Linked DNA regions of Homo sapiens: region 1 is linked to region 2. A link is a contact called in ENCODE POLR2A ChIA-PET data. All regions are on one chromosome and are shown on one strand. Each heading gives the region's core, a stretch centred on a gene start or an enhancer-like site at or near the end of the contact. The rest is flanking DNA. Distances are from core to core; before and after follow the strand shown.

Evidence for each region. ChIA-PET counts read pairs that join two places held with the same protein, here RNA polymerase II (POLR2A).
Region 1: POLR2A ChIA-PET joins it to region 2 with 12 read pairs in activated CD8-positive, alpha-beta memory T cell. The contact joins the promoter of WDFY1 here to the promoter of EEF1B2 in region 2. POLR2A ChIA-PET finds 5 or more read pairs at or near these places in 2 of 52 experiments (activated CD4-positive, alpha-beta T cell and activated CD8-positive, alpha-beta memory T cell).

Annotation. Positions count from the first base shown.
Region 1 is chr2:223,943,713-223,948,565 of GRCh38, forward strand. WDFY1 (WD repeat and FYVE domain containing 1) reads right to left here and starts at 1,623. Exons shown (of 12, transcript NM_020830.5): 1 at 1,436-1,623. The coding sequence starts at 1,572. LOC124907989 (a long non-coding RNA gene) reads left to right here. Exons shown (of 2, transcript XR_007088100.1): 1 at 1-695; 2 at 4,129-4,853. RefSeq lists enhancers at 435-554, 565-624 and a silencer at 1,195-1,374.
Region 2 is chr2:206,158,542-206,163,152 of GRCh38, forward strand. It overlaps EEF1B2 (eukaryotic translation elongation factor 1 beta 2), which reads left to right and starts at 1,354. Exons shown (of 6, transcript NM_001959.4): 1 at 1,354-1,518; 2 at 2,047-2,169; 3 at 2,805-2,931; 4 at 3,497-3,563; 5 at 3,948-4,073; 6 at 4,188-4,387. The coding sequence starts at 1,439. The coding sequence ends at 4,342. It overlaps NDUFS1 (NADH:ubiquinone oxidoreductase core subunit S1), which reads right to left and starts at 903. Exons shown (of 19, transcript NM_005006.7): 1 at 800-903. SNORD51 (small nucleolar RNA, C/D box 51) reads left to right here and starts at 3,340; the gene lies at 3,340-3,409. SNORA41 (small nucleolar RNA, H/ACA box 41) reads left to right here and starts at 3,687; the gene lies at 3,687-3,818. RefSeq lists enhancers at 581-990, 1,101-1,360 and a silencer at 1,621-1,690.

The DNA.
Region 1 (4,853 bases), core at 373-2,872, about 18 Mb after region 2:
TTTGAAAGACGCTAAAGTTTAAAGTCGAATCATAAATACTGTTCCAATCCAATCACTCAGGCCCAGAGCTGGTGGGAGTTCTGGATTGCATTTCCGGCTTCACCAGTATCTCTGTAACTTAGCAGCAAGCTACACCTCCACCAGCCTCGGCTTCCTCTTAGGAGAAATGAGAAAACTGGACCCAATCAGTGTTTCCCAAAAGCATGGTGGGCGTCCAATGCAAGATGTCACAGTGCAAGAGAGGACTCTGTGTGCATGCCAATTAACATGTTTTAGTTATTAGTTTACTCTGTCTGGTGAGTAATGTTAGTTTTCCTAATAAATAAGATTTCCTTTTAAAATAAATGCATCCAAATATTTTTAAAAATGAGTCACTTTCACAAAAACCTATTTAGTAAATAAGAGTTCAGGTGATTCTAGCAGCCGTGGCAAAAATAACTGATCTAGAGGCCTGGCGTGGCGTGAAATCCCTGAGTACAGGGGGAGGAAGAGAGCGAAGGCGGCTGGAGTTCCTCGCAAAGAAGCAAGCCCCGGGCACCAGGGTCCGCAGTGACCAGCCGCCGGTCCTCCACGCTTCCAGAGGAGACGATTTGGAACTGACCCGGGAGGGCCAAGAAACACCTTCCGAGTACCAGGCTAAACCCCGCCAGGGAGAGAGACCGGGACGAAGGTCCCAGGCTAGTGCGACACCGCAGGTCGGGGTTCCCTGGTTGGAGGAGCGCGGTGGGCTGGGAGGGGCGCGTTGGTGCGCACTGGAACAGGGGTCCCCGGCTTGAGCAGCGCGGTGAGACAGAGTTCCCGCGCTGGAGGGGCGCGGTGAGACAGAGGTCCTGGGCTGGAGAGGTGCGTTGGGGCGCACTGGAACCGGGGTCCCGGGCTTGAGTGGCGCGGTGGGACAGAGTTCCCGGGCTGGAGGGGCGCAGTGGGACAGAAGATCCGGGCTAGAGGGGCGCGGTGGGACGGAGCTCCCGGGATGGACGGGCGCAGTGGGACAAGGGTCCCGGACTGGAGGGGCGCGTTGGGGAGCATTGGAACAGGGGTCCTGAGCAGGAGGGGCGAGGTGGGCTGGGAGGGGCGCGGTAGGGCGCACTGGAACAGGGGTCCTGGGCTGGAAAGACACGTTGGAACAAGGGTCCCGGGCTTGGGCGGCGCGGTGAGACGGAGTTCCCGGGCTGGAGGGGCGCGGTGGGACAGGGGATCCGGGCTGGAGGGGCGCGGCGAGACCGGGGTCCCAGGCTGGAAAGGTGCAAGTCGAGGCTGGAGGACCGGCGGGAGGGAACCGGGAACCCGGCGGAGCTAAGGGGCGCAGAGTGGGGGTGGGGCCGTGCTGCCGGGGGAGCCCCCTCACGCAGGAAGGACCGGGGCCGCGGACCCCACCGCCCCCACACCCCGTCGTCGCGGAGTTCGGGCCGCCCCGGCTGCGCCCGGGCCCTACCTGTCCTCGCTGGCCGTGATCACGCCGTCCTCCTTGGGGATGAGCAGCGCGGCCGTGACGGCGTCCTGGTGCCCCTCGATCTTGCTCAGCAGCACCGGGCGGCTGCTCTGCGGCCTGGAGTGGATTTCGGCCGCCATGTTCGCGCGGCGACTGCTGCGGCCTCCTCGGCAGGCAGCCCATCAGCTGACGCCTGGGCGGGCGGGGGACGCGCCGGTTTCCCTTCGGCTGCTGGGGCCTCTTGGGCGCCGCGCCGCCGTAAGCCCCCGAGTGCTGCCGCCGCACCGCCCGTATTGCCTGGGGATGCCGCGCAAGCTGAAAGTCTGTGGCTGGGAGAGGATGCCACGGGGCGCCTGCGGAGAAATGGGGAAAGTAAGGAAGGTTTAAAAGTAAAGCCATTCACCCAGGAATAAATTGAGCACCTGGAGGGGACAAGGAATTGTCCCCCAAACCAGAGATTTCAGAAATTACAATACTACATTTCATCCATTTGAAGAAGCCATTGTTTGAAAGGCACACACTTTCAGAAATGTTAAAATGTGAAAAAATATAGTGCATCTTAGAATCTTTGAACTACAATAGATAGCACTGAGTGGTGACCATATACCAGGCATTAACTCAGTGTCTTTGCATCTCATTTAATACTGATAATTTTAAGAGATGAAATAGATGCTCTTGTATTCCCATTTTAGAGATGAGAAAACAACCAGAGAAGTTTGATCACTACCTTAAGGTTGCACAGCTATGAGAGGGAGAAAAGCAGCCCTTGATCTCCAGGAGCTGCCTGGTACTATCAGCTGAGCTTTGGTGTTGCTAGGAAGTGTTTGCTTCCTGTGGAACATAAACATCAGACGAGGCCACTCCATAATCACATCTAAACACGGCCAAAATATGAGCGATGTACAAGCCACAGAAATTACCAAACATCCCCCTATCCTGGCTAATATGAGTGACTCTTATTTCTTTATTAATTATAATGTTAACCGCTATCTAGTCTTCCTCCATTTAGATAAGATTTATTAAGATATGCAACCTTAGAATTATACGCATTTCCTGACAACATCCAGTCCACAGGAGAGCCTCTCTTCCTTAAGCTCTCCCAGGTCACCTAACACAAACACAAATCCTATAATAAAACTGTCCGAACATCCCTTTACCCAGACACCTCACCATTCCCAATGGTGTGTCTTCTCCCTCCAACAAGCAATCAACCCCATTTGTTCCTGGTGGTTTTTGGCTAGAGGTCATTGACAACCAGTAAGTTCAAGAGCCAAAATTTGGACTCAGGAAGTCAATGACTCCAAACTTCTGCCCCACTATATTATTCTGACACCTGAATTGCAGAATTGCATTAGAACCGTACTATCCACATGACTATAGAGCACTTGAAATGTGGCTTGTCCAAACTGAGATGTAGTACAAGTGCAAAATACTACAAGATTTTATAGACTTAGCACAAAACAAAAAAGATGTAATATAGTTCATCAATAATTGTTACAATGATTACATGTTGAAATGATACTATTTTGGATATATTGAGTTAGATACTATTAAAATTAATATGACCTGCTTATTTTTTTAAGGTAGCTAATAAAAACTTTAAATTATGGATGTGAATCAGATGGTACTTCTATGTACAGTGATTTACTAGAACTTTCTTTTTGTTTTTGTTTTGTTTTGTTTTAGTTTTTTGAGACGAACTCACTCCGTCACCCAGGCTGGAGTGCAGTGGTGCGATCTCGGTTTACGGCAACCTCCGCCTCCCAGGTTAAAGGGATTCACCTGTCTCAGCTTCCCGAGTAGCTGGGATTACAAGCACCTACCACCATGCCTGGCTAATTTTGTATTTTTACTAGAGACAGGGTTTCACCATGTTGACCAGGCTGGTCTCAAACTTCTGCCCTCAAATCATCTGCCCACCTCAGCCTCCCAAAATGCTGGGATTACGGGCAGGAGCCACCATTGTACTAATACTTTCTCATGATGAAGTTATTAACAAACATTCATGAATTTATTTATTCCTATATTCAACAGACATATATCGCACACTTACTATATGCTGTTGCTGATGAGATTAATAAGACATGGTTTTTGTGAGGCTGTACAGTGTAATGACTAGACACGCTACTGAACAACTTTGTTTAATCAACCAACATCTCCCAAGTGCCTGCTGTGAGCCAGGTGCCATTCTAAATGCAGCAGTGCTCAAGAGAGACAAAAATCCCTCTGCTGTTAGAACTTACATCCCAGTGAAGGAAACAGATAGTAAACTAAATTATATAATATATTAGAAGATGTTCAATGCTATTAAATGCTATGGAGAAAATAAAGCAGGGAAGGGTGATAGGGACTCTAGGGGATGTTGCGATTTTAAATAGATGGTGTGATAGATTCAGGAATACACTGCACAGATCTGCTTTCAGGGAAGAACAGTGGTCAGCAGAGAGCCTCTAGCCTTCAGCTCCTTCAGGGACTGCCCCAGCTGCTGAGAACCACTGGGTCTCAGTTGTTCCCTTCACAGGGAAGCCCACATTCAGTAACTGAACAAGATAGGAGGATAAAGGCCTGACCATCAAGACAGACCGATGAGCAACACTTGCTCTAGAACTCTCTCCTAGATTGGACAAGGCTTTGTAAGGCGTGTACTGCAGCTGACTTCTCCTGCCTAATCCTGGTACCTCCCCCTCCCTTCACAGGCATTGATTCCTAATAAACACCCTCTGAGCCAACCTCTATCACCGTATCTGCTGCTGGAGAATGCAACCTGAGACAAGTAAAAGCCTCATTGTAAAGTTACATTTTGAGCCAAGAAGGAGAGGAGGGAGTAAGCCATGTGGAAATGTGGGCCAAATACTTTTCTGGAAAAGAAAAGAGCACGTGTTAAGGCATTGAGGTGAGCACATGCCAGGGGTTTTGTAGAGACAGCCAGGCACCCCGTGAGGCTGGAGCAGAGTGAGTGAGGGAGTGCTCAGAGAAAAACAGCACAGACAGGTCACCAGACAGACCATGTTGAGCCCAGAGACCATTGATAAGGGCTTTGGTTTTTACTTCAAATGAGATAGGAAGCCATTGGAGAGTTTCGAACAGAAGGCTGGTTTAATCTGCCTTCAAGTTTTTAAATTTGTATTCATTTATTTTTCGAGACGAAGTCTCACTCTGTCGTCCAGGCTGGAGTGCAGTGGTGCGATCCTGGCTCACTGCAACCTCCACCTCCTGGGTTCAAGTGATTCTCGTGCCTCAGCTTCTCAAGTAGCTGGGACTACAGGCACGTGCCACCACACCCAGCTAATTTTTGTACTTTTAGTAGAGAGGGTGTCACCATGTTGGCCAAGCTGGTTTCGAACTCCCAACCCCAGGTGATCCACCCACTTTGGCCTCCCAAAGTGCTGGGATTATTATAGGCATGAGCCACTGCGCCTGG
Region 2 (4,611 bases), core at 104-2,603:
TTAATTTGTAGAGACCACTTTCCCGGATTTAAAAAGTGCAGGTGCTCTGGCAGCCTTAAGTCGGTGAAAACAAGAATATTCCGCAAAACAAAAATAACTTGTTTATTCATCAAAAACAGTTAACGTTACACTTCTATACCGTCAATTCGTGTGTGAACAGAGTTGTGTCTGATCCAAGACCTTACAGTTCAAGCACTGGATCCCAATAACCTGTAAACAACGTTTTGTTATTTGCAATGCAATCCTGGGCTAACTTTTCAAAAGTCGTTTTTCTCAATTTCCCGTTAGTTAAAGGAATAAAAAAATGCTGTCCAACGTGGTCAATGGACCAAACAAACAAGGACAACAAACAGAAGCGTGAGCCATTGCTAACACAACAGCGACCAAACAATCATGCACTGTATCAGGCGTGTAAAAATCTGGGGGGAAAGGCTTAGTCTTAAGGCCTAAGTCATCGGACACTGGTCCTCTCCCGGGGAATAAAACGGCCTCCTCCTCTGAGAGGGAAATGTCCTGAATTTTCCCTGCAGAGGGAAGGTCACCTGCAAGCCTACATTCGTGACAGCGTTCCCGAGGACCCCCTGATCCTCATCTTCTTTTCTGCTTCATCAGACCAGAGACCGTGGCTAAAAGCCCCCCATCTGCCGGCTCTCAGGGGCTTCCGAGGCGGCGGGGCGGGAGGCGGCGCCCAGTCAAGGACAACAGAAGACTACGTCGCGTGGGCCAAAGGAAACAGTCCCGTCAATAAATAAGCCTCTGGCCGACGCACCTCACCCTTCCCATCCATACAAGACCTCACCTTCTCCCCGGAGCCGCGGAGGCTGTTCTGCTAAACTGTCTGGACCACGACGACCCCCTAGGAGGCCGGGTCGCTTATTCAATATGGCGGCCTCGGCTAACTCTGTCAGCCGGGCCTGGAGAACGGAAAGCCCGGAGGGACTAGAATCCTTGCATTCGACAAGTTTGTCGGCAATTTCCGTCAGCCGACCAGAGGGCGGAGCTGAGGTCGGCCCAGCCCGGAGGCGGGAAGGACAACTTGGACCCGCAGTTCCGCCGGAAGTGGCCCCAGCCTCGAGGCCGGGCGTCTTCGGTCATCTCCGGCGCTTCTAGGGCTGGTTCCCGTCATCTTCGGGAGCCGTGGAGGTACGAACTTAAGACATGCCTATTTTATTAATTTACTTCCAAACGCAACGAAAGGTCCATGGACAATTTGTGGGCCATTTAATTCAGGGCCCCCAATTCGTACGTGGAGAAGTGGGAATGCAAAAGTACTTTGACCTTTAACCTTCGGTCCGGCGCGGTGGAGGGAAACGCCTCCGTCTCTATATAAGGAATTTTCCGGTCTCTTCGGGTCCTTTTTCCTCTCTTCAGCGTGGGGCGCCCACAATTTGCGCGCTCTCTTTCTGCTGCTCCCCAGCTCTCGGATACAGCCGACACCATGGGTTTCGGAGACCTGAAAAGCCCTGCCGGCCTCCAGGTGCTCAACGATTACCTGGCGGACAAGAGCTACATCGAGGGGTGAGCGGACGGGCTGAGTCGGGGTGGCGGGGAGGTTTCTCCGCCCGGGGCCGGGGCCACGTGGCGCAGCGTGTCGGCTGCCGCGGGAGGGAGGGAGGCCGGGCCCGGGGCCCTTTCGAGAGGGAGGGGAAAGCGCCCCGTTGCCGTCTCCCAAGGCCCTCGTGTGGGGCGAGCCCGGCCTCCGGGGAGCGGTTCACGAGCAAGGAAAGGTTAAAATGTGCTTTATTTACACTTAATTCAGCCAGGTGTTTCCGCATCGCTGCCCAGTTAATACATGTTAAGCTGTAGATAGAGCAACGCCAGACATTGCAGTATTTGAGGTCTACTTAGTGGCAGACATTTCTCAGGATAGCGCGGTGACCCAAACATATGGTTTGATTTGAAGGAGCTAATAAGAAAAGAAAAGCATTAAAGCAACCCTGCTGGGGTTAGTGCCCACTAATTAATGTGATGCATACGGTATTTATTATTTATTCGCTGGCGTTTGTTTTTCAAAGGTGTGTGTGAATGTTTCTGTGTCCTTGGCAGGTATGTGCCATCACAAGCAGATGTGGCAGTATTTGAAGCCGTGTCCAGCCCACCGCCTGCCGACTTGTGTCATGCCCTACGTTGGTATAATCACATCAAGTCTTACGAAAAGGAAAAGGCCAGGTAAAATCATCTTTGTATAGAGCTGAAGAATAAGACTGCTCTCGAAGTTTATCAGGATGTTCACATGACAAAACTGGACCCAGGCTACTTTAGTTTTGTTGGGATATTGTAAGCTAAATTTTTCTGTAACCTTAGAAGGCCAAGAGACTGAAGCCCTCCATTTTTTCACAGAACAGGTAGAACATGGACAGCAGCAATTCAACTTTTCCCCACACTGCCCTGCCAATGTGCCTCGACCTTGACCTGGGGGGCCCACCTCTGGGGTGAGAGGGTGGCTCATTCATTCAGTCCTTGGCCATTCTTCTGAAACTGCCAACAAGGGTGGAAGTTTGGGGAAGTGGACTCCAGTTCACTAAGAATGGAACTGAGCATACTTAATGAAATCTCAAACAGAAATGTTCATACTGAAAGAGTAAATCATAGTGAGTATTGAAAATAATGTCTCACATGGTACTAATGCTTGTCGGGTGAGGAGTTGAACATATGACAGTGTTTACCTGGGCGCATGTGAAAGGGTAAATTATGATTGCAAAAGGGATCTAGTGATAAGTAGTGATTAAAACAAGTTATTTTGTATTTTCTGGAAAAGGATGTTATACTAGCTCAATAGTGGTTGAATTTAAATGTTTTTCAAGCCTGCCAGGAGTGAAGAAAGCTTTGGGCAAATATGGTCCTGCCGATGTGGAAGACACTACAGGAAGTGGAGCTACAGATAGTAAAGATGATGATGACATTGACCTCTTTGGATCTGATGATGAGGAGGTATGGCGTCTTCTATAAAGAACATATCGGCCAGGCGCAGTGGCTCATGCCTGTAATCCCAGCATGTTGGGAGGCTGAGGCGGGTGGATCACGAGGTCAGGAGTTGAAGACCAGCCTGGCCAAGATGGTGAAACCCTGTCTGTACTAAAAATACAAAAAAATGTGGCAGGCATCTGTAATCCCAGCTACTCAGGCGGCTAAGGCAGAGAATTGCTTGAACCTAGGAAGCGGAGGTTGCAGTGAGCCAAGATCGTGCCACTGCATCCAGCCTGGGCGACAGAGCGAGACTCCGTCCCAAAAAAAAAAAAAAAGAATACATCGATCAGCAATTGTATCAATGTGGTTAAGCCAAATTGCCTGGATTTGAATCCTGGCTTTAATTTATATGCCTTTTTCAAATTCTGACTGGTTGCATGATGAATAAAATCAAATCACCATCTTTCGGCTGAGTTCGTGATGGATTTGCTTTTTTCTGATTAAGCCAGTCTTTTTTGTGATGACCCCACTAGCTTTAAGCAGAGGAACAACCAGCTTTCTGAAGTGGATTAATTTTTTTTCTTTACAGGAAAGTGAAGAAGCAAAGAGGCTAAGGGAAGAACGTCTTGCACAATATGAATCAAAGAAAGCCAAAAGTAGGTCATTTGTTTTTAACTTCATTTCATGTTAATGTAAGTAATCTTTTTCAAAGCTTGACCTTGAAGTAATTTCCTCCACATTCCTTGAATAGGTCAATATTTTAAAACCTGTACAGGTTCTTCCACAGCTACTGGTCTGCAGCTGTTCTTATGGTAGCAGTTGTGGCATTCCTCTGTGGGAAAGAAACTGTTAACACAAACACCTCTTTCTTAGCAAAACAGAAAGTGGGTATATATGTGTGACAGACACAAGATGTATCTGTAGTTTTGTTTGGCTAAGGAGATAGTCTCAAAACAAATTGAGATGGATTTGTTTGTGTCTTGGAGTAGGGTGAAAAAAATACAATTCATTATTTGAATAATGCTGTTTATTGTTTTTAGAACCTGCACTTGTTGCCAAGTCTTCCATCTTACTAGATGTGAAACCTTGGGATGATGAGACAGATATGGCGAAATTAGAGGAGTGCGTCAGAAGCATTCAAGCAGACGGCTTAGTCTGGGGCTCATGTGAGTTTAGGCTTTGCCTTTTTTTTTTTGAAACTAACATCTGGAATTTGCCTACAGTTTCAACCTTTCCTACAAGACTTTTCTAACTAGGATTTTTCTTAATGCTCTTTTTAGCTAAACTAGTTCCAGTGGGATACGGAATTAAGAAACTTCAAATACAGTGTGTAGTTGAAGATGATAAAGTTGGAACAGATATGCTGGAGGAGCAGATCACTGCTTTTGAGGACTATGTGCAGTCCATGGATGTGGCTGCTTTCAACAAGATCTAAAATCCATCCTGGATCATGGCATTTAAATAAAAGATTGAAAGATTACCTTTGGCTCTTGAGTATGTTACATAGGAGGGTGGTGTATATATTCCTTTCATTTTGGGGGAAGGAATTAAATGAATATGTGATTCCTAAATACCCCAAATTTGGTTTGGCATTGTTGTTAGAAAATTGCAGTGCAGGCCAGGTGTGGTGGTTCATGCCTGTAATCCCAGCAGTTTGGGAGGCTGAAGTGGCTGGATCGAGACCAGGAGGCTGATACCAGCCTG